2 separate regions of the Homo sapiens genome follow, and region 1 is linked to region 2. The links are chromatin loops, found by intact Hi-C in ENCODE. Cell type or tissue: heart left ventricle. All regions are shown on one strand. Links, peaks and the distances in the headings refer to the core of each region. The heading gives the core; the rest is flanking DNA. Region 1 overlaps KALRN (kalirin RhoGEF kinase). Region 2 overlaps KALRN (kalirin RhoGEF kinase).

What was found. A loop is a pair of places that touch in the nucleus more often than their neighbours do. Peaks named below come from ENCODE experiments on the same cell type or tissue, not always from the same donor. Only the 100,000 strongest peaks of a DNase experiment are listed, where the experiment ranks them.
Region 1: it touches region 2 in a loop (2.1-fold over the local background); 5 of 110 quality-filtered maps call a loop at or near these places.

The regions. Positions count from the first base shown.
Region 1 is chr3:124,087,741-124,103,042 of GRCh38, reverse strand. All of the region lies in intron 1 of KALRN (kalirin RhoGEF kinase), which reads right to left. Among named protein-coding and RNA genes, the nearest start is that of MIR5002, 38 kb to the left of the region's middle. In heart left ventricle, for the core only: no CTCF peak of the experiment used is centred there; a DNase peak (open chromatin) is centred at 8,282.
Region 2 is chr3:124,459,884-124,475,185 of GRCh38, reverse strand. It overlaps KALRN (kalirin RhoGEF kinase), which reads right to left. Exons shown (of 60, transcript NM_001388419.1): 24 at 13,230-13,296; 25 at 12,553-12,662; 26 at 454-523. Among named protein-coding and RNA genes, the nearest start is that of MIR6083, 93 kb to the right of the region's middle. In heart left ventricle, for the core only: a CTCF peak has its summit at 6,791; a DNase peak (open chromatin) is centred at 6,785.

The DNA.
Region 1 (15,302 bases), core at 4,481-12,480, 370 kb after region 2:
GGAGTCCGGGGTCCTGGATCTTGACTTTTCCCTTAGCAGCTCTCTGACTTTAACCAAGCACTTAATCTCTACGAGCCTGTTTCCTATCTGTGAAACGGGAAGTGATATGATCTATCTCAGAAAGGCATAATGAGAAACAAAGGGGTAAGATATTTGGAATTATCAAATAATTACATTTATCTTTTTCCTCCTTAACAATGCTGTGATAATCAATGGTTCCCTGGAGAGTTCAGATACTCTGTTAGCCAAAGTTATTTATTAGGTTTCCTATTAGGATATAACTTTGAATTAGGTATCTAGGTGAAAATACAAAGGATAGTGGGGACAAGGGCTTGCCCTCAGGGAAACTCCACTCTTAATGGAGGGAAATTATCCCTGACAAGAAACTAAGATTCCTAAAGCTGCAAAAATTCAGAAAACAAGCACATACTTACTGAGTACTTACTGGTACCAAACACGGGTCACACATATTAGCTCCTTCAAGGCTCACAACAACCTCCTGAGGTATGTATTATTACTACCCACAGGAGCACATTGTGAATTACAGAACACTAGCCATGCACCTAGTGACCACGAGTCTCTGAACGGAACCAGGTACAGTCAGGGGATATTTTTCTGGAGGACATCAGGGCTAAGAGGTTGGGAGGGAAAAGAATGTGGATTAACTATAAGAAGAGGAGGTTTGGGGCATTTCAAGAGAAAGCACAAGAAAATATGAAGGTTGCTGGTGAGGCTCTGGTATAGAACAACAGGGAATTGTTCTGTGATGGTGTTTCAAACGGGTGTGTGTTCAAACTCTTTATTAGACAAGAGGCCTGGTCCCTTTAGTAAAGTGATCTTGTGCCAAAAGCCAATTAAATAACTCTAATAGGTATATATACATAGATGACTATAAAAGCCAATTTAAAGTAACTTCTTTATGTATTACCTGAATATTTGGCTCAAATGAGAAGGTGATTAAAACAAACTCCTCTAATTAGAAAAACCCTAGCACAGCAGAATCACCCAATGTGCTTTTCATACACATGCTGCGTGCTTTTCTCTTCTTTTTCCCACTGAATATAAGAAAGAAGGAACAAGTCATAAAGGTTGGCACAAAGAACCCACACATCATGCTGGGCACACATATGCAATAGTTAACAAGAACAGGGTAAGCCAGACCACAGTGGGTATCCAGAGTCCATGGCAGGCTAGGGACCAGTTACAAGCAGATGGCCTAAGCACAGATACCAAGTCTGACCTGGTTAGGGGCCAGAGCTGTGCAGATAGCTGAGCAGCAGGCAAGCCAATGACAGAGCAAGTCAAAGACAGGGTATCTGTCAGACATAGAAGATGAGGAGCCAGAAAAAGGCTGCAGGCATGGTGAGGATGAGAGCGAGGAAAAGGAAAGCACAAAGATCAGGGTACCCTGACAACCAAGACCATGAGGTCCAGCTGCCTCTTGACTTCTTGCACCTGAGCAGAATCAATCCTTGACTTGGAATGTTTGGGAGATTTGAAAGTTGAGACAACAAAGAATGGCCAGACAGGGAGAGGTGAACTTTAGTGACAAACCCAAGTAGATTCCTGGTCAAAGTAGAGCCCAACACCATGAAGCCTTGAAAACAGTTATTCTCCTTACCTCCCATTTATCCTGAAGGCAGAAAACGATTTTTCTTTCTCTAATTCTGGCAGAATATGGACAATGCCCACCTAATGCCTTCCTAGTATGAGTTATACTAACCAAGGAAGGAAAGGTTTTTGACATCTACAGTGACAGACCACCATCCCTACCTCCAAACCCCTCAGCAGCCTGAACTGAGAGCAATAAACCCAAAGCAAGCTGAGGCCAAACAACCTCCTGGGACACAGGTCAATTGCTTTTCTGGGAATATGAAGGAAAGTCAAGGTTTATCTAGAAAGTCATTGAAAATGGTTGAAGTTTGTAAAGACAGTTGCATGAGGTGTATCCAAAAGATTGCGTTCTTACACAGTTTGTTCCTTAGCAATGTTCTATGTGTTCTCCTATGTTTACTATTCCCATGTAGTGACTTGTTTTTCGTTCATTTTGTTATTTTGCAACAGAGTTCCTTTTGCCCTTACTCTCTGACATCCATGTTAAAGGATGACAACAAGCAGTTCTCAACTCTGGCTGCCATTAGAATCACCTACAGAGGTCTTTAAAATGCCAGTGTTTAGCCCCCTTTCCAGCTATTCCAATTTAATTGGCTGGAGGTGGAAGTGGGGGTGTTGAAACAGAGGAACTGGACATTACGCTTTCTAAGAGTTCCCAGATGATTCTAGCATACATTGAGAGGTGAGAACAGCTGGTTTCTGGTCCAGAATCCAAAACACTTTGTGGTAGCTACAGGAATGTTGACAGTCCCAAGAAGATAATCTCATTTGTCTACTTTTGTTTTTGTTGTTTGTGCTTTTGAGGTCTTAGCCATAAAATATTTGCCTAGACTAATATCCTGAAGGGTTTCCCTATGTTTTCTTCTAGCAATTTCATAGTTTCTGGTCTTACACGTAAGTCTTTAATCCATTTTGAGCTGATTTTTGTATAGGGTGAGAGATAGGGGTCTAATTTCATTCTTCTGAATATAGATATCCCATTTTCCCAGCACCACTTATTGAAAAGGATGTCCTTTTCCCAATATATGTTCTTGGCACCCTTGTTGAAACTAAAAAGCTTCTGCACAGCAAGGGAAACAATCAACAGAGTGAAGAGACAACCTGTAGAATGGAAGAAAATATTTGCAAATTGTTAATCCAACATGGGACTGATATCCAGAATATACAAGGAATTCACGTAACAGCAAACAAAACAAAACAAAACAACCCAAATAATCCCACTAAAAAGTGGGCAAATGATCTGAATAGACTTTTTCTTTTTTTTTGAGACTGAGTCTCGTTATATCGCCCAGGCTGGAGTGCAGTGGCACAATCTTGGCTCACTGAAACCTCTGCCTCCCTAGTTCAAGCGATTCTCCTGCCTCAGCCTCCTGAGTAGCTGGGATTACAGGTGCGCACTGCCATGCCCAGCTAATTTTTGTATTTTTAGTAGAGATGGAGTTTCACCATGTTGGCCAGGCTGGTCTCGAACTCCTGACCTCAGGTGATCCACCTGCCTTGGCCTCCCAAAGTGCTGGAATTACAGGCATGAGCCACTGCACCTGGCCCGAATAGGCTCTTCTCAAAAGAATACATACAAATGGCCAACAGGTATATTTTTTTAATGCTCAAAATCATTAATCACCAGGGAAATGCTATCAAAACCACAATGAGATATCATCTTACCACAATTACAATGGTTATTATCAAAAAGACAAAAAATAAAAGATGCTGGTGAGGATGTGGAGAAAAGGGAACTCTTATACACTGCTGGTGGGAATGTAAATTAGTACAGTTGTTATGGAAAACAGTATGGAGGTTTCTCATAAAAACTAAAAATAGAACTACTATACAATCCAGCAATCCCACTACTGGGTACTTATCCAAAAGAAAAGAGATCAATCAGTATATCAAGGGATACCTGTACCCTCATGTTTACTGCAGCACTATTCACAATAGCCAGGATATGGAATCAATCTAAGTGTCTATCAATGGGTGAATAGATAAAGAAAATGTGTTATATATACACAATGGAATACTACTCACCTATAAAAAGGAAATCCTGTCATTTGCAGCAACATAGATGGAACTGAAGGTCATTATGTTAAGTGAAATAAGCCAGGTACAGAAAGACAAATATTACATGTTCTCACTCATATGTGGAAGCTAAAAAAGTTCATCTTACGGTGTAAACAGTACAATGATAGGTTGGTGAATGGGTACAAACATATAGACAGAAAGAGTAAGTTCTAGGGTTTGATAGCACAGTGGGGTGACAATCATTAATAACACTATATTGTATAGTTCATAATAGCTAGAAGAGAAGATTTGAAATGTTCCTAACATAAATAAGAAACGTTCGAGGTGATGGATAGCCTTAGTACCCTGAATTGATCATTACACATTGTATGCATGTAACAAAATATCACGTGTACCCGTAAATATGTACGATTATTATGTGTCAATTTTTAAAAGCATCAAGAAGAAATTAGAAGCCTAATTCAGCATATCACTTAAGTTCAACATGTGAGATGCTGACATAATGACAAACATCAGTAATTTTTGTACTTCTGTCACTATTTTAACCATATCCACATACCTCCTACACTGTTGTTTCCTTGATATTAAGTTGACTCTTTTTTACTTATGCTTCTTTATAAAAGAAATTAGTGGACTGCAAGGTGACATAAAAAGGTAGGAGAAAAAGAAAAAAGAAGATCATGGCTGAAAGGGAAAGGCACTCAGGATTAGAGGCAAGGAAGACAGGTAGGCGCAAGTCCAGGATTGGAGACACAGGATCTGTGGGGCGAAGGTGGCCCAGCACAGACATAAGAAGGGATGGAAGCTGGGCAATTAGTTAGAGGATAATAGAGAAATGCCAGGGAATGGGGATACTTGTAGCAGGTAGCATAAAGCTGTGCCTTGAAAGAACACAAGGGACAGACAATAGGCATGAGGGCCAGGGAGGCTGGAGACATACTGGGGCCAAGAAACTAAGGCAGGGCAAAGTGTGAGGCCCAGGCAGGGATGCCAGAAGGAGAAGAGGGAGACCAGAGGTAGGAACGAAGAGAGAGCTGAGGAATGGGTGGGATTAAGGAGGGCCCACAGTGAATGGGTGGGGCAGGAGTGGACAGCCCAACAGAAGCAGGCATCGGGGAAAACAGATTGTCTTCTGGACTGTGCCAAGCAGTGACCAGCAAGAGAAGCTCAAGAAACATCTGTAAATCACCTAAAATCATCTCATGTACTACCAGTGGTGGACATTCCCACATGCTGGGAAACACTGCCTGATGCTCTGTGAATAAAGAGCAGCAGTCTTTCATTCTTCCCATTACCAAAAAAAATTACATGTAAACAAAGGAACGTAAACCCCTACCTTACTTGTCAGGTCCCCATGAATACACCAAAACTCAACAACAAAAAGCAATGTGACTTCTTTTATATACAACTCATGCTTCTTATCTCTATGAGCTCTTTTCTTTTGATAGACAGTCCCCACCATAGCAACCATCTCCTTAGTCAACGTCTATAAGCACAGAATACAATCAGCAGAATTGGCAAACGCCCAGTAACAAACACCACAAAAACAGCATCTATTATTAAGGAGAATAAATCATCAAAATAATGTCTGAACAAGCTGGTAGTACACTGTCAAATAAATTCTTGCATATAGTTAAGTATAGCCCTAGAAACAATACCCTTTATTTTTTAAATCCTTACCCTTAGCTGAACAGTGATAGGGGAGACAAAAGATTAGTCTGCAATCATCAAGCCTACGCTGTTATTTCTTTGTAAAGTTTATTTCAGCTCCATGATGTGTTCTAATGTTTCCTGCCTTTTCCTAGGTGTGTCAAATCACAGATTCACTTATCCTCCAGTCACAGCCAAGTGAGTGACTCAGGCCAGCATACAGCTCATCCATTATTTCAATTTCCTGGGATAAACTCATCAGTTCCCACTTCTCATTTCCTATCCCCTCCTTACTTTCTTGAGGCCTGTTACTTTCAAGATGACATAAGGCACGACAATGATGAGGGCAAAATGATATAAAATCTTCAAACAGATCAAAGGAGCTAAATTCTGTTACACTTAAGAAAGATCAAATCTAAGGGAATTCTGTTCACTGCCCAGAAAGGCAGGTTCATCTTTCATTCATTTACTCATTCATTCCTTCAACAAATATTTATTGAGCATCTTTCAATGAGCTAGCTCAGCCTAACATGCCACTTTAAAGCATGCCATTTTCTATGCAATGTTAGGTAACATTCGTTACAAGAGGAAAGTTGCTATAACTGAAAATTCTTTTTGAATATGGATGTGGGTATGCACACATGTGTAATACTTTAATACTGATTAACCAGAACTGGGCAACATAATCAACACCCAACCTCCAAACACCTGGAAATCAGACACCCTACACAGTCAAGAGCTACTGGTCTAAAACTTCACATTAAGGAAAACCCTATAGATAGAAATACACATAAACTTTCAAATTACAGCCATATGTGGTGATCAAACGTGCATGGAAGACCACATAATTCTTGCAACCAGCTTTTGCTATCCAAGGTGACAGGTTAATCTATCAACCCATAAATTCATTAACCTGACATTTCCAAAACGCCTGACACTGTATATGCACTAACACAATAAATTTCCCCCAAATTCTATGATGTAGGCATTATTATTAATATTCCAATTTTTAAGATTAACAAACTGAGAATTTGGTTAAGTATAGCCCTAGAAAACAAGACCCTTTATGTTTTAAGTCCTTACCCTTAGCCATTTATTCAAGGGCACTTAGAAGGCAATGGAGCCAGAACTTGAGCCTAAGTTTGTGACTCATGGATTCAAGCATTTCTAAAAGATAAAAATAAATTGGTAGTATTATAGCTTATACATTAACATCTAGTTTCTTCTTATAATTAGCATCATATGGTAGTGTGAATCTTGTTTAAATTCATGTAAGTATAAATTGTCTCTAAGCCTCTAACCATTCTTAATTGGACTTTTCTTAGTTCCCGGTTATTATATACCACCTGTTCCTGTCTTTCCCAGGATGTTTGTTGGAGAGTGAGAATTAACTGCCTTGGTAATGAAAACTACCATTTAAAGAGTACTTTGTTTGTGCCATGCACTGGGATAAGTATTTCACTTGTAGTTTCTCACTTAGCCCCTACGGCAACCCTCTGAGTTGGTACTACCATTATCATCATCACCCCTTTTTACGAATGAAGGAAAGAAGATACAGAGAGGTTAAGCAACTTGCCTGAGGTCACAAAGATAAGGAGGATTCACATCTAGTGGTCTCTTCTCCCTTCTCCCAGTCTATAATCTTCATCAGTGTGAAGTTCTGATGCCCTTCTTAACGCCCTCATCTCAAGTCTGGGCTCCCACTGGCCTGTTTCTCGGTGCTAGTGAGAAACTGCTTTTAGTGTGTGCTGGTTTGGTTTCCTCCATCTTTGATTTCTCCCCTGATAAGGGCCCTGTTTCACCTGCTCTGTGCAGCTGTCTGCTTCCACCTGGTATTGATCTCCCGGCACACCAAGACTATTCCTCACAGAGATGAATACACCTTGGGCTGTATAGCAAGGCTTCCCCAGGGCCATCTTTTCCATCAGGAGTTTGATCTCATTCTTGCCAAAACCTCTTAAAGAAGCCAAAGCTTTTAAAAATAATATTCAACATTTTAAAAAATCAATTACCAAACAAGTTCACAGTGGCTTTTCCTTACAAAAGAACATCTGGATTTGTGTCACATTATCAGAAGACTTTAATTGCATTAATATTTGATAAAATGTATTAAGGTCAGATTAACCTGAGAAATAAAACTGATTTTCTCTTTTCTTTCCACTAACTGCAAATTCTGTACCGGCTGTATCTGTAGATAATCAAAAAAGGGAGCTATCCTCAGGATAGGTAGTAATAGTTCTGTGAAGCTAAGAGGTGCATAGGGAGGAACTCAGTATTTACTAAGCACCTACTGTGTGCACCATATATGATGTTATATATTTTACATGTATGAATTAAATAATAGCTCCAGAGCAACCTCAGCACATAGGTCTTACTGTGCCCATTTTATAGATGGGTAAACAAGCTCAGAAAAGTCACATAAATCAGGCTAAGGTCAGTGGCAGAGCTGAGACTTGAGCCTGAGTCTGTTTGCCCCCAGCTTCTTACTGCAGGAATCATTCTCCTTCTGCACTGCTTCTCAGAGAGTTCTATCAAGAGCCCTGCAAGACAGGGCTTAACTTGTATTTGACTAGAGTACTGAGCTTGATGAAAAACCCAGCAAGAAATGAGATCCTGTTATACAGATGCTCCCCAAATGACCCTGTGCTCCCGATTCCCAGCTGGGTCATACATGTCCCCAGAAAAACAGCCTTTCTTTACTTTCCATGGGTTTGCTACTTGCCTCTGTTTCATTCCTTCTCTCTCTTCTTGACCCCCCTCCCCTCTCTGCTGTGTCTTTCTGCATGTCTCTTTATGTCTCTATGTGTATTTATCTCTCTCAGTCTCTCATACAAGCATACACACACTCAGGATACCTCGATCCAGCAGCCGGAGCAAGCGGAGATACCAGAGATACCACTGGTCCCAGAAGCGGTCCGTCATCCCACCCTGAACTCATCCTTCACAGCCAGTCCCCTCGGCAGAGCCTCATCCCACCACCGCTGACTCGAGGAGGCCGGAATCACTTGACGCTGGGCTCGCACACAGCCTGCTCTAAGCAAATGCCTGCCTGCAAAGACAGCCACCAGTCCTCCCACACAGAGGCTGACTGTGCCGGGAGCCGGTTTCACAGCAACAAAGGAACAAGTGCAGAACAACGCCGTGTGCAGACCGAGCCTGCCTGGACCCAAGGGGAGGTCGGAGATGCGTGGGAGGGAGTCAGGAAGGGTTTTCGCAAAGACGCGAGGTTTGCAGTGGTCTTGAGAATGAAAATCCACAGTCAAGTCCATGTCTTAAATTTTTTCCAGCATCTCCTGCCATCCTGGCCTCCATACCTCCCACACCAGAGGCCAGTGGCTCCTCCAATAGAATATGGGATGGGAAGCCAGAAGCTCGGCCATTTTGGACTTTGAGGCCAGTCCAGGAGCCTGGGAGCGTTACTGCCTCACTGCCTCACTGTAGGGACCACTGGCTCTCCTTGCCCAAGACTGCAGGACCTGCATGACTGGTAAAAGGCCACAGATCCTTTTTCCCTACGTCCCTTCATGGAACCTTTGTTATAGTAGAGACAGCATGGGCTTTGAAGTCACACAGTCATGGGTCCAAATCCTGGTTGCCACTTAATACTTGCCTGGCCTGGATCAAGTTTTTCAGCTCCATGTGCCTCAGCTTCCTCCTCTGTAAACCAGAGAGAACAGTATTTGTGAGCCTCAAAGCAAAAGAAGAATATAATGTTTCTGGTGTTGCACCTGGTAGATACTGGTAGATAGAAGGTTCTCCCTTACCTCTCAACCCCTCTCCCTCTTGCCAGACTCTCAGTTCCCCACACATTCATACATCCCACGGTTTTCTATCCCCAGGACTTTGCTCCTGCCCTTCCTGCCAATAGGATGCTCTCCCCACTCTCCACCTCATCATGGCCAAATCCGCCTAATTTTTCCAACAAATAACTCAAATGCCACAGAATCCAGGCAGACTTCCCTGATCTTCCTTCCTTTATATTTTATTTTTTTCATTCCACCTTCTCCTTTGTATATGACTCTTCTCCCTTACTTGCCCATAAACTCCATCTTTGTGTCCCTCAAAGAACCCTGAACTTCGCAGTTACTCGAGTGATTACTAACTAGACAAATGAACATGCAAGGGCATCTGAGTCCCTGATACAATGTTATTTTCAAGGCAAGGAGAAAAGTAAGCTGCAGAGACCTCAGCCCCTGGGCATTGTCTAAGGCCTTTGGGGCATGACGGGGTGCCCAGTCCTTGCCCAATCACAGCCCCTCTTACAGTGGGCCAGCCTGTGACCCAGGTGACTGGGAGTGCTATTCACTGAAATGAAACCTGAGGAGTCCCCAGGTCTAGGATGACCTTGTTCTCCAAGCCTAAAAACTACCCAACAGCCATCTGCACATTCATCACAGCTCTGTGCAGCCTAGGCCATGCCAGCAATGCCTTCTCACTGTCCTAACAGAATGGTGGTCTCCCAGGCCTCCTGGTCTCCATCAGGCAACTGGAGGCATGTCTCCCTCAGCACCAGCTCTTCCTTGGAACTTATACCTCCAAGATGAGAGAGGGTGCAGATTTCTGAAGAACTCAGACTGGGGAGGAGGCACGTCCAGGGGGTAGGAGCAAGGAGGGAGAGGGAGAAAGCAAGCAGAGTCACAACCTCCACCGCCTGCCCCTGCCCCCCAACTGCCTTGTGGTTTCTTCTTAAACGGCAGCATTGGGTCTCGGCAGAGACATCACCACCCAAGAAGCTACCTCTCAGGCTCTGTTAGCATTATTTTCTTATTACCTTAAATGGACAAGACTCCAGTGTGTAGTTAACACAAGAATGCAAACCCCTCCTCCTCCCTCCAGAGAGAAGTAACCCGGTGTTTCTCCCTTCACGAGTAACAAGAATCCATCGCTCACATGTGGCCAGTACTTTTTCGTTCACAAAGTACTTTCATAACTATCATCTCCTGTTTGCCCTGCAAGGTCTGTAGGATGGGAATCACTTTCTCCAGTATACAGAAGAGAAAATCCATGTTCCAAAAGATTAAATAACTTGTTTAAGGTCAGATAACTCGTAGGTGCCCATCTGTCTCCTCCCTGAGAGTTTCTGGGGCACTAAGAGATTCTCTGGGAAATTGTGACACGTTTCACTGAGATACGGGAGCCCTCACAGTAGGGCAGGACCTGGGGAAACACTGCTGTTTCCTAACAGGAACCCTGAGGGAGGCCCCTCCAGGGCAGTGCTGACATGCCATGGGCACAGGTTGAGTGGAGGGTCCAAATGTGGCCACTTATTAACTAAGGGCTTTTCATCTTTTTCTTTGGCCCCTGACTTATAACTGCAGAGAGAGTGCATCTCCAAGTAAGAATGCCAAAAAGGCTTTTTCTAACACAACTTGGGAGAAATCTGAAACGGGAGGCTCGCATCATGGCAGGAGACCTAGACAGAGAGGGGCAGGGGAAGAGCATCTGACTGTGAGGCAGAAAGTCCCAGAGAGTGCTCTAATGGTGCTAGTGCTACAAGCCTCATTCTTGGGGCTGGAGAAAGAAGCTGGCTCTGTTCCCCTCCCTCCAGTAATCAAGGGCAAAACATTCCACACAGTCTCATTTGCAGAGAAAATGGGAATAAAGACTGTCAAGAATAATATGGGTGCAAGCACTTCCCCCGCAAACAGACCTAAGAACATAAGCAATGCCCATTGGGTCAGCCCCAGGGTGAACCCATTCAGCCTGGAGTTTTACTCAAGATTGGCTTCAACCCATCAGGCTGGGCTCCTTGGAGCTCCCCAGCCCACCACTGCTCATTTCTCCATCTCCCACAGAGCCTCATAAGTCTTACTTGAAATGCAGCCCCTCCAGAAGTTGAATAAAATGTTCCAAGAGACTGTCAGCATTGCCATTTAACTGCAGTGCAATTAGAAAGGATATTGGCCAGGACACAGCCTTATTAGTAGGTTTTTGTTGTTGTTTTTGTTTTGTCTTATACAATGCTTCCACAGTGGCTCCTTCTTTCATCATGGTCAAAGCAAGCACAACTATTCCCATTCACGTGTTTCCTCCAGCCCACCCAGCTGGCTACAGAGACATGTTTTCCAGGGACAGGCAGTGACACCAGGCCAGCAACAGCCCATCCACTCCAGAGGGCTGATGCCCATCCGGATGTTCAGCAGTTATTTGATATCACAACATGGATGTGTTCCTTTCTCTTCGATGTTCCTTCTTCTTTCCTTGGCACTGTTCTTTCTCCCTCTCTTCACCCACCCCAACTTGAAAACACTGTGTTCCCAATCAGATAAAGCCAGCACAAGTGTATAGAGCAGAAGGCAAGCAGCACGGAGGGAGGAGAGATCCAACCATATCCCAAATCTTTCCCACTCATCTCCTGGGACGACAATGGCCACTGTCCCCTCAGCAGCACTGGCCCAACTCCTCAGACACATGGACCTATCTGGCAAGTGAAGGCAATACAGGAGGTAGCATAGTTGCTGGTATCTGCAAACCAAAGTGAAGACCGTCCACAGACATACTGATCTCCCTCACCCTGCCCCAACAAGCGGGCTCCACCCGGCTACCATTTTGACCTGCAAGCTGTGCTTCAGTTGTAACATGAATCAAACACTCCAGCAGACAGCATCCTCAGTCACCTCCCACACCACTTCTGTCCCCTTGGCGATTAGCGCCCAAGTGGTGGAGTGGAACCCGTGGCAACACATTCCCAGGGATACCATTTCAAGGGTGGGTTGGACCCCTGCCAGTCTCTCCCATGACAGCTTAGTGTCCCCAGGTGAACGGGCTTCTTAGGTCCACACCTGAGGACAGTATCTACAGCAAGTAAGTATCATCTAGACACTGAAATTCAAGTCCACCCTCCCAAGAGGCCCTTTCCAGCTAACCTCACACATTCTCTATCTCAGAGGTTCTCAAAGTTTAATGGGCAGCAGAATCACCTTAGACGGTTGGTTATCCATACAGATAACAAGGCCTCACTCCCAGAGGCCTGCATTTTTAACAAGCTCCCCAGAGAATTCTGCAATGGTGATCCATCCGCTTCAGTCCGTGCTCTCCTCTCCTACCCTCAGCACCAGCTTCGTGTCACTATCTTGAATTCTAGTGCGTACCCCACCTCCCCCAACACCCTGAGAGTCCAATAGGGAGGGAGATTCTGAGTCCCCCATTAGAGTATGCTCACCTGGAAGGCAGAGGGGCCTCTCTCCTCTCAAGGCCCAGTAGAGGGCCCCACATGGAGGGGTGAGAAGCTGCCACCCAGGAGGCTGAGAAATCAGCCTCATCTCTCCACAGGCTCCAGAAAGCCTTCGTTCTGCCACAGTTCCACTGCACATCTGTACAATGGCTTTAAATGTCACCTCAAATATCAGGCCAGGCAGCAGGAGGGAAAGGCAGAAGCTAATTATTCCTCCTTGCCTCAGCTTTTGTGTAGCTTTCATCTTGCTCACCTCCGACCTCTGCTGAGGATCTTTAACTCTGCCTTGGCTGAGGCATGCCCAGCTCATGGAAGACAACCTTTCACTGCCCTGGGCTCTAAACCACCTTGTTAAGTGGTGAAAACCTGATCCCTCCCTACCCCTTCTCTGGGGGCTTCTAGTTCCCCCAGCAGTCAATAGAACCCCCATGTTGCACTGAATCTCTAACACAGCATGTCACCCCAGTACCCCCCACTGCCCACACAAGAGCCAGTCCCCTCTCCTCCTTCAGGACCTTATAAAGCTCGTCTACCCTGGGCCCCATGCCCTCTCCACTAGGTCCTGTGAAAAGTACCATGACAACCTCATCCCATCCAAGGTATTTATGATGAGAGCTTAATATTTAGGCCCTCAGGAAATATTCCTATCTTGGCAAAAGATAAAGCCTAGGTCAAAGGAAGGCATAGAGGAGGGCAGGCCTTAGGTAAGCAGTGGTGGGGGTGGATATCTGCAGTCAGGGAGCAGAGTCCATGACTCCCTTCCCTAGGTCTTCACAGGCATGTCCCTGTGAGGCCATCCTGATGAAGTCAATCACAGAAGCTGGTGCACCTTCCATCCTCCCTCACTGCCCTGACCTCCCATTTCCTACTCAGCATGAACACCTGGTTGGCTGCCTTCCCCAAGGCACCTACATTGCAAAGGAATTCTTCCTGAAAAAAAAAAAAGCTGGAAATATTTGGAGAGACCCTCTCAGAACTGATCCATGAGGCCTCTGCAATCCAGAGTTCACTGTTACCTCCTCTGTTTCCCTCGCAGCCAGTCATGCAGTTCCTCCATCTCATTTCCACCAAGAGCCATTTCTCTGCCTATCAAAGGAGATGGTGTTACTTCATGGCCAACAGGAGGCCGTTCACCCCCCAGGAGGTTTGGCTTCTCTTAAATGTTCCTCACATCTCTCAGTCCCTGAGGTCACCATCAGAGAATCAGGAAGCTAAGTTGCCAGTTACCACAGCTGAAGCCTCACTCCTCAGCCCAGGCAGAGCCCTCCTGTGAACCTCTACCTGCTCTCTCCATCCCATGCCCTTCTCCATCCCCTCCAGGAACTTTTCCAGATAGCCCCCCTCAGCAGGTCTGCCCAGTAAAATCAGGCACCATACCATAGGACTAGGATTGATAATAATGAATGTGAAGTTCAACCATATCAAAAGGAAACCCCTGTATTGTCAAATAAATGCTAAATTTTGGTTAGCACATATCTAGAGCTCAACATTTTTTTTTCTACTTAGTCCCTTTTTTGCTTTAGTCCCTCGGGTATTTTTTTTTCTTTTTATGGAAAGTATACAATCTGTGTGTGTTCCACAGGGCCACCCACTGTTAAATCAGAATATCTGACTCACCTGAATGCCCTGGCTCCCTACATACACATCAAGCTGGATAATGAAATTACTTGCACACTAGCCAATTTGAATATTCTCTTCCTTGGCTCTTATTTTCAAAAAGAAAAAAAAAACTAGTTGCGAAGATCACTTTACTTTTCAACAAATGAATGCTGCTTATGGTTCTTAAAAATAATTGAGTCTCATAAATTCTATAAACCTTTTTATACCTTTTGTACCATTAATTTGCAAGCCTTCGAGGTACTGGGAAAGGGCTGAGGCTTTAGAATAACTTCCCACATCTCAGTTTCTTCATCTTTTGGATGGAGATAAGACTAATCCCATAAAACTTGAACTTTTCATGAGGAAAAAACAAAATAGCATATAAAATCCAAAGCACTACACTTAATACATAGTGGATACTTCATAAAGGTTAGTGCATTCTCCTGCAACAAAAACAAGCTCAGGTCACATTGAAATTCTCAATTCATGGGACCAGAGTTAAAGTCAAGTCACTACTCCAAGTTTCCCAGGCTTCTCTACCTGCCCTTCAGGAGGGGGCAGATTCTTAGAGCTTATGATTCCTCTAATTCCTGTGACACTCTCCTTCCCTCACTAGGGAAATGAAAATGTCCAGCTGCCCCAACTCATCTGATCTCCTCTTTCTGACACAGGTTGGAAAGTTCCACTGGAGATTCAATTATGAAAACTGTTTTGACTATACCTTGTGACACATGTGGATGACCCTCGGCACTGAGGAAAAAAGAAACTACGAAGTTCCTGATGGACCATCCGCATAGTGAACAACAATTATTTGGCATCCCGAAAAGTCCACCAATCCTGGCCTCACATCATGATACCCATGGGGAAAAAAAAAACTATAAAACTTCAAGAAGAAAAATTTTTATAGTCTTAGGGTGGGATGGTTTTCCTAAGCAAGACACAAAACTCAGTATATTGGCTTATATACATATTTTTAAAATTTTTTTGAAGGATATACAAATCACCAAAGGAGAACAGGAGTCTGAGCAACAGTAGTAGAAGGACAACATTTTACTGTAACTCATCTTACACATTTTGAATTTTGACTCTTGAACTGTATCACCTAACTCTTTAAAAGACGTTTCAAAATAATGGAGTCAATAATAGATACAACTGTTCTTGGCATCTAGCTGCTTTGTTGTGAGAAGGCTAAGCTACATGGAAAGGCCATGTGGAAGAGAACTACAGATGCTGGTTGAGACCCCCA
Region 2 (15,302 bases), core at 2,803-10,802:
ACCCATTCTCCATGATGTGCTTATTTCACACTGCATGCCTGTATCAAAATATTTTGTCTCCCCCATAAATATATACACCTACCATGTATCCACAAAATTAAAGATAAAAAATTTTTTTTAAATGGTTAGGTGGCTTCCTAAAGTTCTAATTCCCTAATCCATATCCTGTAACAATAGCTAATGGACTGAGCTGACACATTTCCTCTGCCAGGGGTGGTAGTCTTGTTCCACTCTTCCAACCTCACAATTTTAGAAAGTTCTTAGACAGCTTAAGATGGAGCTTAATCTTGATGTCTAAGAACTTTTCCCAAGGCTTCTCTCAGACCTACTCATGGTCCCTCTCAGTAGCCCCTGGTCTTGTGTGAGACTGGCAATGACTCCAGTCCTTAGGTCAGGCACTGAAGAGTGGTGCCATGTGTATGGGCAGTGGGAGAAGGATTTCAGGTTGGTTACCCAGGTAACAAAGCAGTGTCCCACATCCTCAGGCAGTTGCTCGTACTTCTCCAGCTCTTTGAGGAAGATGCTGCAAGAGGAGAAAAAGACTGAATCAGACACCTCTGTGCAGCTGACCCCCCAGAGGATTGCACTGAGGCCAGCACAACCATAACTTCTCAATTATTTATACATGGCTTCTCTACTGTCTAAGTGATAGATGGTGAGGTGCAGTTTTTAATGTCGGAACTAATTTCATTAAAATGTATGTTAATTGATTAATTAGTGCTACTTAAAATAATATTCTTTCTCTCGGAGTGAACACTTCTAGAAGTGAAAGTAAATAATAAAATATTTTGTTTGTGTTGGACTTTTTATCAGCAAGTAAGAATCTACTTTTTTACACAAGTAATCTAAGCACATCATAAATATTTTAAATAATATAGATATTTCAAAGAAACAAAATAAAATATCGCTATCCTAGAGATAAAGTAGAAAAAAATTCAGCCTACACTGGCCTCTTTCTAATTTTTGGCCTCTGTCTTCCACCAGTAGCCAATTTGTACTAAAAACTATGTATTAAACAATGTTTTATAATACAGACACCATTAGGAAAGAAAACTTAATGGGTAAAAATTCACAATATATTCCAAAGCTGAATTGAATTACAACTGTTATCCACCAGTGTGGATATCTGTGCCATGGCTCCTTTCCACGTTAATAAATAATAAAGAAATAATTACACTGACTTCAAAATAATGTATTAAATCATTGGTTTGGGTTCATAGGATATAAATTCTAACAAGCCAGCATGCTTTATTAGGATGGTATTTGCTGTAAAAAACAAAATATTTTTCAAATAAAAAGTGATTATGAGGCTTTGGGGACACATAGTGACAGAAGTGGAAATGCTACGATCTTTACAAGGAACAATTTGACAGTACCGATTAAATCATGAATGCGCTTATCTTTTGACTCTGCAATTTGAATTCTGTAAATTTTCCTGTAGCTATTTCTACACATATAAAATGATGTATATACATGAGTATTAACTGTGACACTGTTTATACAAGCAAAAGATGGTCTGTAAAGAACAAAGCGTTTAAACTATGGTACATCCACAGAGCTATATACTATGCAGCTATGAAAAGAAGACACAGCTCTCTATGTTTTCATATGGAAGAACTCTGGGAGAAGCTAAGTGGAAAAAGGTACAGAAGAATATGTAGAACATGCAACTTTTTGTCTCAGTAGGAATTACGTATTCTTATTTCCAACCCAAAAAACTAAGAAAAGACATTACCACAGGGAAGCAGGTGAAGGAACAGAATAGAGGACAGTGGTGGGTGACACTTCTCAATGTTTACTTTTCTATCTAATTTTGATTTTAAAACTGTGACAATACATTACCTTCAAAAATTGAATTAAAGGATACACGATATAAAGTGGTTCTGCATTACTCTACTACTTACCTGTACCATAGAGGGAAAAATGTTATTTGACTAACTTTACCTAGCTTCTATTGTCCACGCATTTTGGCAGTATAATTAATTACAAGTGGTTATGGATTTCACATATGTGTTGTATGTGTTCCTCCTTCCGTGACATAGAATGACATTGTTTGGAGCTTAAAAATATGTATGTGCAATTAAAGATGTTTGGCAAGTCCTATTTGGAAAGCCAAAATGCTAACAATAATTGATGGGATAATAGATGACTTCTTTGTCCATCTGCAATTTAATTTTTTCTACGACAAATGAGCATTGCTTTAGCGATAAGCAAAAAGCCATTTAAAAAAAATCTGGGAGACTCCTAGCTGTACCCAGTTTGTCCTTACATAGGTGATTTTAGAGTATTCTGACCTGAATCAAAGAGTAATTATAATGATATTTGGGCTTCAGAAATGCAAATATGTAGTGCTCAAAGTCAATAAAGTGTCATATTTGTTGCTACCTTTTAAAGAACTACAAGTGACACATTTAAACTAATATGTACTTTATATGACCATTAAAGTGCAAATTTTAAAAAGTGCTATATAATGTTATAATTGAGGATCAAACTTAGTTTAAGACCCAAAGGGAAATATACTTTTCTGTTGAGAAAAGAATCAATCTGCCTCATCATCATATATATACACACACACAGGTACACACACACACACACACACACACACACACATATACACACACACATTTTAATTTAAAATTAAAAACAATTTTTTATAATAATAGAGACGAGGTCTTGCCATGTTGCCCAGGCTGGTCTCAAACTCCTGTGCTCAAGCAGTCCTCTTGCCTTGGCCTCTCAAAGTGCTGGGATTACAGGCATGAGCCACCGTGCCCAGCCTGGGCCCTTCTCCCTTAAGAGTAGCCAAAGAAATGGTAAAACAGCCTGGATCAGGACATTCCACACAGGATAAAAAATTGTTTTATTGTGTCAGAAGTGGCAAGGATACCCATGATGACTCAGGGAGAGCCATTCCTTGACTTATGACCCAAGGATAATTGGCCTGGTCACTTTAATTTGAAGTAAACAATGATAATTATGTCTAAAGAATTGATCATTGATAGAAAGACAGTGCTGGCAATTTTATTTAAAATCTGATCAATTTCAATAGAGCAACACCCTGACTTTTGTGATAGCAGCTACCAAAAACCTATGGGAAGATGCACAATTTGAAAATCCTCAGGAAGCAAAAATACTATAACCAGAATTAAATGCACAGCATATAATTTTCATGAGGAATGCCTTTCTGTAAAATGAAGGTTGTTTTTTTTTTTTTTTTTTGAGACGGAGTCTCACTCTGTCACTCAGGCTGGAGTGCAGTGGCGCAGTCTCTGTTCACTGCAAGCTCTGCCTCCCAGGTTCACGCCATTCTCCTGCCTCAGCCTCCCGAGTAGCTGGGACTGCAAGCGCCCGCCACCACGCCTGGCTAATTTTTTTGTCTTTTTCTTAGTAGAGACACGGTTTCACCATGTTAGCCAGGATGGTCTTGATCTCCTGACCTCGTGATCCGCCCACCTCGGCCTCCCAAAGTGCTGGAAAATGAAGGTTTTAACAGCAGTTACCACTAGCTCACCCATCTGCCTACCCCCAGGTCTGACTTTCTTCCCCTCCCACAACTGAGCACAAGTTAAAGAATCAGCATTCACACTTGGTCACAGTTGTGAAAGGGTCTTCCAAAGCTTCATCCTCCTCATCTTTAAATAACAACTTTGCTGAGGTGGGCAGATCACCTGAGGTCAGGAGTTCAAGCTTAGCCAACATGATGAAACCCCGTCTCTATTAAAAATACAAAAAATTAGCCAGGCGTGGTGGTGGGCGCCTGTAAGCCCAGCTACTCAGGAGGCTGAGGCAGGAGAATCGCTTGAACCTGGGAGGCGGAGGGTTGCAGTGAGCTGAGATCGCGCCATTGCACTCTAGCCTGGGCAACACGAGTGAAACTCCATCTCAAATAATAATAATAATAATAATAATAATAATAATAATAATAATAAAACTTTGTGGGGGTGCTTGTAAGGATTTAATAAATCCACAGGTAAAAAGAACCCAACCCAGTGCCTGGCACACAGTAGACACTAAATAAACAGTAGTTCTTCATGATCAGTGCTTCTCAATCTTAATAAACTCATATTCTCTTTGGTAAACATGTATCTGACCCTCTTCCCCACTCCTGGAGACTTATATTTAGGGGGAACTCCCTACCAAGCCCTTGCTGAAAAATCTGCAGCAGGTTACTTTCTCCTAAACCATATCCTGGGAAAATCTTGATTGGTTATTATGTAACATTTAGATTCCAAGGTCACCTTGTTTGGGAAATGTTGGGCTAAGGTGGTTTTTTTTGCTGAAGAACTTCCAAAATCCTATAATATGTTGAGTTACACTATAAACCTCTGAAGTAAATACAATATGCAGTGCTTCTCAAACTTCTTTGTGCTTGCAGCACTTTTGGGGCGAGTATCAGACTTTGTCTCAAGGAACACTCTTGGAAAACTCTAGTTAGCGGTCCCACACCTGGTTGTACATTGCCTTCTGGGGTTACTATCTGAGCAAATGCATTGTTTAGAAATGCTTCCTGGGTAATTCCCACACATCCAGTCCATAGATGAGCATTTAAAGGCAACTGTCCTAGATTCCAGGATGCTTCCAGATGGCAAATCCTACATCGGCTCTATAGGATTTAATTTAGGGGGAGAAAGCTAAGAACATTTTTTTTTTTAAAAAACCTATTCAGCTTGTGCCAGGCATACCAATTGATAAGTTTGAATAAGATATTCATTACCATCTCAATGTAAATGTTGAAAGTAAGTGGCAATATTAAACTCTGTTTTACTTCTTAATTGGAAGCTTATGAAGATGACAGATTATGTAAGTCTGATCCATATTATTCTACTTACTTCAAATAGACATGATGAATTCAAATTAAAGCAAAACAGCTCACAACTCTCTTCACAAATGATGAAACATTTCACCTTAGCTGTTCTATAGCAGCAATTTGGCCCTCACTACTCCAATAATTACATGTAATAAATTGTGAAGGAATGAGCAAAGCAAGTCATTTGTGTGAATGTCTGGGGTTCTTTCAGAAAGGAATAAAACTTTTAAAGAAATGTCAAGATCAAGGCAATGCCATTACTCTATTAAATTATTATAATTTAATATATTATGCAGTTACTTTATGAGGAAAATGCTTCCTTTTGGCTTTGTACACAATCCTGGGAAATGAAACTGCTGGCATTTATTAACAGAAAGCTTTCTGAGTTTTGTCATTAAATATGATAGAAACAGCACTATTTCAAAGGTACTGGACTGGTTCTGTTATTCTCTCTGAAGATGAATTTGGTCTAAAATCTCACTGCTTCTGGGGAAGTGTATCCTTCATTAAGGAGCGCACAATCTTGTCAGCAAACAGACTTTACATCAAGGGTGCAGTCTGCATCTAAATGGAAATAACTATTTGATGACCTTGTATGTCAATGTGCATTTGCTTGTTGGAACGCCAGAGGTGGTGATAGGGGAAGGGGCCTGTTGTGGCAACGGGAAAAAGAGGAACAACGTGGAGCATACATTTAAAAATTAAGTCGGAAATGGGGTGGGGAGAAAGGTGTGAGGTTCATGTATTTATAGGAAGTCCAGGACATTGCCTTCTTTTCAAAGCAAGGCTGGGTAACTGCCTTCATGCAAGTAGAGCTAGAGATTATTTCTAAAGAATCCATTAATGACCAGGCAGATTCAGAGCCTAGAACATAAGAGGCTCTAGACCATAGGGGCTAAGATAGCCGGTTAGCATACTGGAGCAGGTATTAAACTAATGGAGGGTCATGTACACTCAGGGAAAGGTGCTGGATTTTTCATGTAACAGTTCCAGCACAGTTGGATCACCCAGGCTGAGCCATGAGAAGCACCTGGCTTTGTCCCTTCATTTCACACTTGACACTTTAGCTCAGGTTAGGGATGAAGAGGAAAGGTCTGCAGGGCTGGACGCCCATTCAGCACATCACACTCTCAGCCTCCAACCACAAGCAGCAAAATTTACCTTGCTGCATGGTTACCTGTTGAATATGTTTTTGCCAATATCTTCTAACTTTGTCTAATTTGTGTGATCAGATGAATAAAGTTATTTGCATAGATATATACCAAGTTTAATGTTAAAATAAAATACAAAAGATTAATCTTATGCTTAATGTTACTCATCTCCAATAAGGTGGTGTTTAGCAACCAGGCATGGATGCTAAGAAGTTAGTGTGTAAAACAAAAATTAACATTACTTTGACACATCCAAACGAAGTGTTTAGACTTTGTCTTGTTTTGGGTATTCCCTAACGTCTATAATCAGCCCCAATGTTGATAGCTTACTGAAAACACAAACAACAGTAACAAGACCACAGCTACATTTGTATAGGGCTCCTCTGATGGGTTCTGCAAGTTACCTCTTCAAGTGTGCGTTTGGGGACCAAAGAAAAATCACAACAGGCCTTCCCCTTCCTCTTTCCTTAACATTTGACTATTAAGAAAATGACAGCTGGATTCTTTGGCTGTGTCACTAATTTTGGTTTGGGCAGATCATAAACCTTTGTAAGTTTCAGTTTCTATAGAGCAAGGGAGAACTAGATTATCTTTAACGATTTCTTTCGGGCTTTTATATTTGATAATTCTATGATTTTCCATACGTGAGAAACCACTAACACCAAAGGCATTTGGAGTGGGGGAAGAAGCTTAGAAAGCATAGAACATGCACATTTTAAGCAAGGGTGTGTGTGTTGGGAAGGGGTAGGAGGGGCAAAGAGGGAGGAAAAGGTAGCAGCAGCCTGACAGGGCGGCCTTTCCCCAGTGGCCTGAACTGCACATCCCTTCTCTCACCACCTGGTGGAGCTAGCGCTCTGCCGTGCAGCCATGGATCAACCCCCCCCTTGTGTTTCAAGGGGTTGTAAAATCAATTTATGGGTGGCAACCAGAATTTTAAAAAAGAGGAGGAGGAAGAAATAGAGCCTAACACAAAATACCACAGTGCATCACACATAATGCAGGTGTTTTTCAAAATTTAACTTCCCTGTTATATATAGCATATATGCATGCGTATATCAGGGCATAATGTACAGTCTTTTTCTTTGGTTCATGATAAAAATGGTTTGAAAAACACCACCTTGCTCATTCTCCCTCAACAGGATGGTAGCTCTGGGAAGGTCTAGGTCTTTATCCATCTCTTTCCCTCGATCTCCTTCTCCTCATCCCCTCCCCTTTCCCTAGGGCCTCTTTCCGCAGATGGATCTACCTACCTACCTACCTGCCTGACTACCTACCCTACCTACCTATCCACCCTCCCACCGTCATTGCCTCCCTCTGGCTCTCCTGCTTCTCTCCTTCTCTATCTCTTCCTTTCTCCTTATTATCTGTCCACTTCATGGTTTTCTCACTTATCCTCTATCCACCTAGCTCTCTCTCCTCCTTTCCTTTTGTCTCTCCCTACATTTCTGAATTGCACTATCTCTGCCCACCACCTCTCCTTTCTTTTCCTCGTCTTACAGACATGGATGTGAGAAGACCCAGCCTACCTGGGAGTGCGACAATGAGACCTCTCTCTGCTTCCCATGACCCAGGATGGAGCCCCACTCCCAAACCCCCTATTGCCTCTCTCAACCTCCCTGCTAGACTTCACCACTTTTCTCCCTTGCAGGGCCTTTGTTCAAACTTTATTCCATCATCAAGGAAGCCATCCCTGCCTGTAAAAATCCCACCCCTTATTTAAATTATATCTCAAATGCCCCCTTCTCCATGAGGCCTTTCCTACTCTCCAACTGAGGCTATTTTCTTTGTGCTCCACTTGTGCCCACCTCCACCCTTATTGCAGACAGATATGTCATTCTCAGAACCCAGAGGGCAGAGGCTGGGTTCAATCACAGGGTACCAGCTTCATCTCCAATCTAGCCACCTTTGGCCCAAGGGAGGAACTCTGGGAAGTTGACTGAAATGTGGCTGTGGTTCAGTCGCTCATTGGGGTGCCCTTCCCTAAATTCCCCAGCCTCGATTTTACCCCTGCTGCTCACCCCTCACTGCTCCTGGCTGACCCTGGCCTGGTCAGTGCTCCCAGTTCAACCTCACACATCTCTGGTCCTGCTCCTTCGGAGCAGGGAACACCAGGTTGGGAGGGCAGTGGCTGGTGGCCAAGGCCAAATCTAATAGCTTCCAGCCAAGCCTGGAGGGAGGGAGTGTGCAGAAGGGGCATCTAACCTTGGTGGTTGGTCCCTAATTTGAAAATCTAGACCTTGCTGAAAACTGATTTATTTCAGGTAATTGTTGTAGGGGTGTGGCACAAGAATGACATAGCTCTGGGAGAAATGGGTAGAAATATTCATCAAATTCTAAGATCCACATGGAAGCTGTTTCACTATGAATTAAACCAGCCAGATGTGGCAGCCACCATTGGTGGTCTAGGGAGTGAGAGAAGGGGAGAGAGTGCTGAAGTGGGAGACCAAGCCCTGGAATCTAAATCCTCACTTTTAAGGAAAGGGGAGGGGCGCACACTGGGCAAGTAACGACTCCTCTGGGATTGTCTCCTTGTCTGTACATGGAGAGGGTTGTACTTGATGGTTGAGAGGACCCTCTGAGCGCTGGGAGTAGAGATTTTATGAAAATGTTATTGCTCAGACTCACATATGACCCTATCTCCAAAAAACCAAAAAGGAAGAAGTTCAGATTTAACAGAAGGTGATGAGCATTTTAAACAAAAAGCTGTCCACAGCAAAGTTGCAAATCTAATAACAGCAAGCTGAAAACAAATTATTTTCTTGAATTACAAGTTGTATGCTAGGCAAAATGGGAAGACTGCATTAACAAAATCATTACTGTCTAGGGATCTACTAATGGAATATATTCTCCTGTCTGAGTGCTCCAGGAATGCTTATAAAATGCAATCAAAATAGGTCTAAGTCTTGTGTAGATAAGTAAATTTCATGATTATATAGTTATTTCTGTAGGAAAGAGAAGTAGTGCAAAATGGGGAGAGTGGAGGGCAAAACGAAGTATCATTCCACTTCAGTCTCCGGTTTGTGTTAAAGCCAATGTTTGCAGGTATTAAATTCTACATATTAAACTGTTCTTTAAAGAAGTTTTGGTGCTGGGGAATTTCCCCATTCAATACCTATAAAGACAAAGGTCCTTGAGACAGACAGATCACAGACACACACACACACACACACACACACACACACACACACACACAGAGCAAGAGAGAGAACTAATCCTGGTTGCAATTTTTCAAAGTGACACCATTTAGACAGATCAATACTATCTAGTTAAGATATGTATTCACCACATAACCCTTGGTCTAGGTGCTAATTTTCTAGTGACTTAGCTAATTAAGTTAGCAAGGTCGTGTCAATCTCAATCCCTTTCTCTCTCAATCTCTCAATCTCCCAATATTCCTTCCTCCTGCTCTCCCTCCCATAGGCTCTCTCTGGATTACAGGCAGATAACCTGAGCTATGCACTAGAAATGAGAGGAGCATGTTTCCGTTAGACAATGCTTAATTGCAACTTTGGAATAATACAAACAATTGGGGTTAAAAAGCATCCTTTGATTTTTTTTCATATTCAGAAGTGACAATTTCGGACAAGTATTTCTGAAGAATAAATAAGTATTAGGACAACTGCATGGTCCAGCCAGTAAGAAGCTTCCAAGAAACTCCTTCATGTAGAAATTAAGTTATTTTGCTCTTCCAGATGGTTCTTGTAGTGATGGGGAAAAAATCATACCTAATGGTTTTCTCTGTCTTGAGACTTTTACAAACAAAAGATTAAATTATGACTTGAATGGTATTAGCCATAAGTCTGCAAATAGTAATTTTATCTTCAGTTTGTTCATCCATGCATTCACCTACCAAACAAATATTTACTCAATGTTTACTTATGTGCCAGGTACCTGATTATGCAGTGAAAGATGTTCTCCCCTCTAAGCTGTCCCTTAGAGTTTACAATTCCTGCATTTTCTAAGTTGGCTAACTGCCATTCTATCTCTTATTTACTAGAGATTTTAGAGGTGTTATGTTTTCTTCATTAATCAAAATTTGTAGGACACAAGCAGAAAGCATACATTATGAGTACAGTAAAGACAGCCCACAGATCCTGTAGGAAATTAATATGAAGCTTGATTTTCTTAGATATTTCCTTAAATTGCAGATAATTAAACCATTAATTTATTTTTGGTCAATAGCTTTCTAAATGCAGTACAGTTATTTGCCTTTAGTGCGGAACATATTCATGACTCAGGGTTACTGCTAATATTAAGTATGCTATGCTGTAACACAGTGGCTGTATTGGGCCCTATGGTGGGATACAGAATGGTTTGCACCAATACTGAGTAGCCCTTGACCACTATGAGGTTTTTTTTTTTTTTTTTTTGGTTCTATTGCCTACTGTTTTTGCAGTTTGTCTTCTTTAGACAGCTGCTGGTATCCCACTACTCACTCAAGTTCTTGATTCTTGTTTGCTGTTTCTAAATAGCTGTGGGCTTACAAACTATATAATCAAGAGGTAAAGAGGTTGTTAGGGAGGATAGAAAGATGCTTCTATGAAAAGACAAGAACTTAATTTTTGTGGCATCTTCTCTGGTTGTTGAGAGGCTAGTTGTTATTTTCTTTTTCTTTCTTCATAATATTCTAACTCGATAATATGTGCTGGGTAGCTGTGTTCTTGATAGTTGGATTTATTCCTCGATTTACAGCATGCGAGATTCTCTATGGTTTAATTTGATTTTTTAAAAGGATTTCTTAGAACTATATATTGTAACTGGTAGGTAGATTTTCAGCTATTTAGAAAACTACAAAACTGTTTACCATGGTTTACCAGTGATATCATGACAGCAGAATAAGAGGCATGATTATGTTAGCTATTTTGTTACAAGTGATCAATTTGGAAATGTATATTCATTCCCCTTATAAACTGATTGGCAAATGTAGGGCTCCCAGAAAGTGCGTGCTGTGATCTCTAGGCTTCCGTAGTTAGTCAATTGGCTAAGAACATGGGGAAAGTGAGACTTGTTGAGTAAATCCCAGAGACCATAAGCCAGAAAAGTAAGGTAACACGACTTACCGTTTGCCAGTCCGATGTCTTCTCAGATATCCTGAGGGAGATGGGATGATACTGAGCTGGGCTCAGATGATGGAATTTGGGATCAATGGTCAAATAGTTTTATTGGGCTCTTATCAGTGATAAGCATGAGGACATGATATTTCTACATCTGGAAATTTCCAGACAAACCAAATGGATCGTGTTAAAATTTATGATTAAAAAAACAAAAGACTGGGAACTTATATCACATATTCCAGAAAGTCAAACAGTTATTTTTCCCCCAGAGCGTATTGCTTCAATAATCTCACAAGGTTTGCATGCCATGGGAGCTACATATATTATGTTCTCTTTAAACTGATGCCATCTGATGACATACCAGGAATTAATAACCAGGAGGTGAAGAGAGAGGAGTGACTTTCCACCCCTTATCTGGACCTATTACAGCCCAGGATCATTTTACACCCAATTCTTGCTTGCCTCTTGGTCATTCTTAGCACAGGGCTATTCTAGAGCTGAGATATCGAATATGGCAGCCACTTGCTACTTGTGGTCTATTTAAATCTGAATCTATTAAAATTAAATAAAATTGAAAATTCAGTTCCTCAGTAGCACTAGCCACATTTCAAGTGTTCATTAGCCACACATATCTAGTGCTACTGTATTGGACACTGCAGATATAGAACATTTCCATCATTGCAGAAGGTTCCATGGGACAGTGCTATTCTGGAGTCTTGCCTCAGGGTGGCTGCTACACCTGTACACATGGCCCTTCTATCTCCAGCAAACCTACACAACTCAGTAAATGCCTCTGCTAGCCTGGCACAGCACTGCTCTGCAGCAGGGTCCTGAGAGCTCTAAGACTTTATGCCCATGTTCTTCTTTGTGTCTTGAGATTCTATTTGTATTTTGGAAACACAGTTATTTCTATTGGTTGGTTATGTAACTTATCATGCCAATTTTTTTGCTGATCCTTTGTTAACCATGGAACATGCTGTTTTGTATGGTGTGGGAAAAATTCTTAAATCAAGTTGGAAACAATGACTTGTGAAGTTTTAGGGCTCTACAATTCTACTTATTCCAACAAAACAGAGTATCGGTTGATATCCTTCCCTCCAAACTGTCAAGAAATGTGAAATAAAATGAGGATGGAGGAAATATTTAGGTTGATAGAAAACTTCAATGGAATTCAAAACCTAAAGATCACAAGGTGGAATGGTTAGCCTCAGATGAATTCTAACGTCAGGATTTCCCACAAGATTTAATGAGGAGAAGCTACTTTTATTTCTTCAAAGCCTGCTATTCATTCTGGCTGAATAAATGAGGATGTTGAGGAGAGATGGGGAGGAGCACTGCTGAATACTTGACTTTACTCTCCACTAGGACTTTCGGACAATTATGGAGAAAGGGGAGTGAGTAAAAAAGAAGTCTGACAGCAACTGCCTTAGAAAACTGACCAGATAAGATTCACCAATCGCCTTTGATCCACTTCTTGGGAACCCTGTTGTCTGGTTTTTACGGCCTAAGTGTGCACCTCTGAGACCCTCCACAAACCTACTTGTTATGGAAATCGTAGATCTCTTGGATGTTGCCAAAGATGATATGCTCTTTATTGAGGATCCCAGGGGGGATCTCCTCCACACCACTGGTCATTTCCCACAGGTAGGTCTGTAAGACAGTAACAGTTTCATCACTGGCAAGTCTGGCAGGCCATATAAAATACAGACAAAATACACAGGTGCTCAAACTTGTGGGGCAAGACTCAAACTGTAAATGCGTGCAGAGTTTAAAAAGTGACGTGTTAAGTAAACATAAGAGAAAGAAATAAAACCTGAATATTTCATTATCCTGAACTTTAGCAAGAACACAAACTCCACAGTCTCTTGTCATTTATTAAATGTGTGTGGACTTTTATGGGGGTCAGGATGCAGATTTTCAGACCCAATTTAAGTTCACTGACTGTGTCATGGTTTTATTTTGAATTGAAGTGCCTTACACACTTCTTGTTCCTGGGTCTAGCTCCAGTCTGAGAAAAGTTTAAACTTTCTTTTCAAAAGTACTTTAAACTCTCATGTAATTATTGTTGACTTTAGGAGAAAGATTTCCTCTTGTTGACTTTTTAATTCATTACTCTCTGGGAGAAGACCAATAGCACCAAATTCCAATTGAGGACTTGATGCTGGCAAGGATGTCATTTTTCCAATATAGCTGTGAACGGATTACTGGAAGACTCACCTCTAAGCACTCATGCAAATCCCTTACATAAGCCTTCTCTGTCTGGAGTAGTTCAGCCATAATAAATCTAGAAGGAAACAAATGGGCTTTTACTTGGATATAGATATAATGTCTCTCCTCCTTCAAACTTCACTTCCCCACCCCAGCATGTATGACATTCTTAAATGTCTTATTTTTCTACTTCATCAACAGGTCTTTTCCTTTCTTCAAAATTCCTTCCCTTTCCTACAAGTATCTTCCTATGATACTTGTGATATTTCCTGACCATTGGCCCTGTAACCCTTTAGCAGGTTTGTGCTCAGCTAGGTCCATATTCTCTCTCCCTTTTCCACCCCAGTCCTACTATTAATACTTGTGATTCTGTGGTGATATTCATGTGAGTACAGGCATGTAGGACTGTTCATATTCTGTCTCACCAACTAAACTAGATAGCTTGAATCTCAGCTTTCCACATTTCTCCTACAGCTCCCAGAATGAAGATTTCTGTTCAGTAGAGTTTGTAGATATATACCAAAACAGTTCTTAGTATCATAATAAACCAGGTTTCAAAGCCAGGAAAAGAGGTCCAACACACCGAGATCAGGGGTTAGCAATTTTTCTATAAAGAGCCAGATAATAAATCTCTGTGGGCAATTCGGTCTCTGTCACAACCACTCAACTTTGCTGTTGTCATGTGAAAGGAGCCATAGACAATGTGTAAAAAAAAATAAGTGTGGCTGTTTTCCAATAAAAACATTTATGGACACTAAAATTTGAATTTTATCTAATTTTCACATTATAAAATATTCTTCTTTTGATAATTCTTCCAATTATTTAAAAATATAAAAGATAATTTTTAGTTTATAGACCATATGAAATAGTTGGTAGGTCAAATTTGGTCTATGTTTGCTGACCTCTGACCTAGATTATCCTCTCAGCTATTTCAGTACTATTTCCAATGGGACTTGTTTACAGCATAAACGGATGTGTAGAAAACTGAACGTGCAACCATAAGCACAGTATAAATTAGTAATAAGTGACTGCTTCTCAGTCCCCCATAAAGAGAAGTCTGTGTTATGCATCTTTAAAGAGAGGGTTCTCTTCCTCCTTGGGCCTCTAAATAATACAATGTGCTTAGACAATTGTTAAACTTACGATACATGGCCTCGTTGTGGTATATTCTATATTTTTCTGTTCTTTGAATTGAACTCTATTGGTAGAGTAAAAAGTGCATAAGCTTTGGAGTCAGACAGATAGGAACTGAATTACAACCAGAGGTAGGACTTGCCTCTCCAGGTCTCAGACTCCTTACTTATAAAATAGCTGATCACACAGAATTGCTGCAAGTATTAAACAAGATCACGTAAGCAACATGCCTAGTGCATGGTAGGTGCTCAGGAAACATTCCATGATTAAATGAGCTGTAGATTGCGATGAAATGAGGACAGAAGGGAGATCAGAAGGAACATAAACTGACGGCCTTTGAGAACTTGCCTTTGATTTTATTGCCTTAAGTTTTCTAGAATTGTTCTTTTGTTCTCATCCGCTTCCTGCAGTTTTACCTGTCTTTCCTCACAATTTACCTCTGCTATCCCCACCCCATTTTATTTTCCACCCATCCTTTAATCTCTTCTGGCTATTTGTTGTCACAGAAGGAACCAAGGAGGAAGATCTGGCCAGGTATAGTCCCCTCATCCCCCTCCCAGATATGGGCTGAATTATGACGCCTCTGAAATTCATATGCTGAAGTCTTAACCTCCAATACCTCAGATTTTGGTCTTATTTGGAAACAGTATCACTGCAGTACTGGAGTAGAGTGGCCCCTGGATCTAACAACTGATGTCCTTACAAAAGGAGGAATTTTTGATACAGGCATATATTCTGGGATTATGCCACGTGAGCACGGAAACAGCCATCTACAAGCTATCAAGGAGAGAGGCCTGGAACAGACCCTCCCCTCACTGCCCTCAGAAGGAATCAACCCTGCTGACACCTTGAGTTTAGGCTTCTAGTCCCGAGAGCTGGGAGACAATACATTTCTGCTCTTTAAACAACCCAATTTGTGGTACTTGGTTACAGCAGCCCCAACAAACA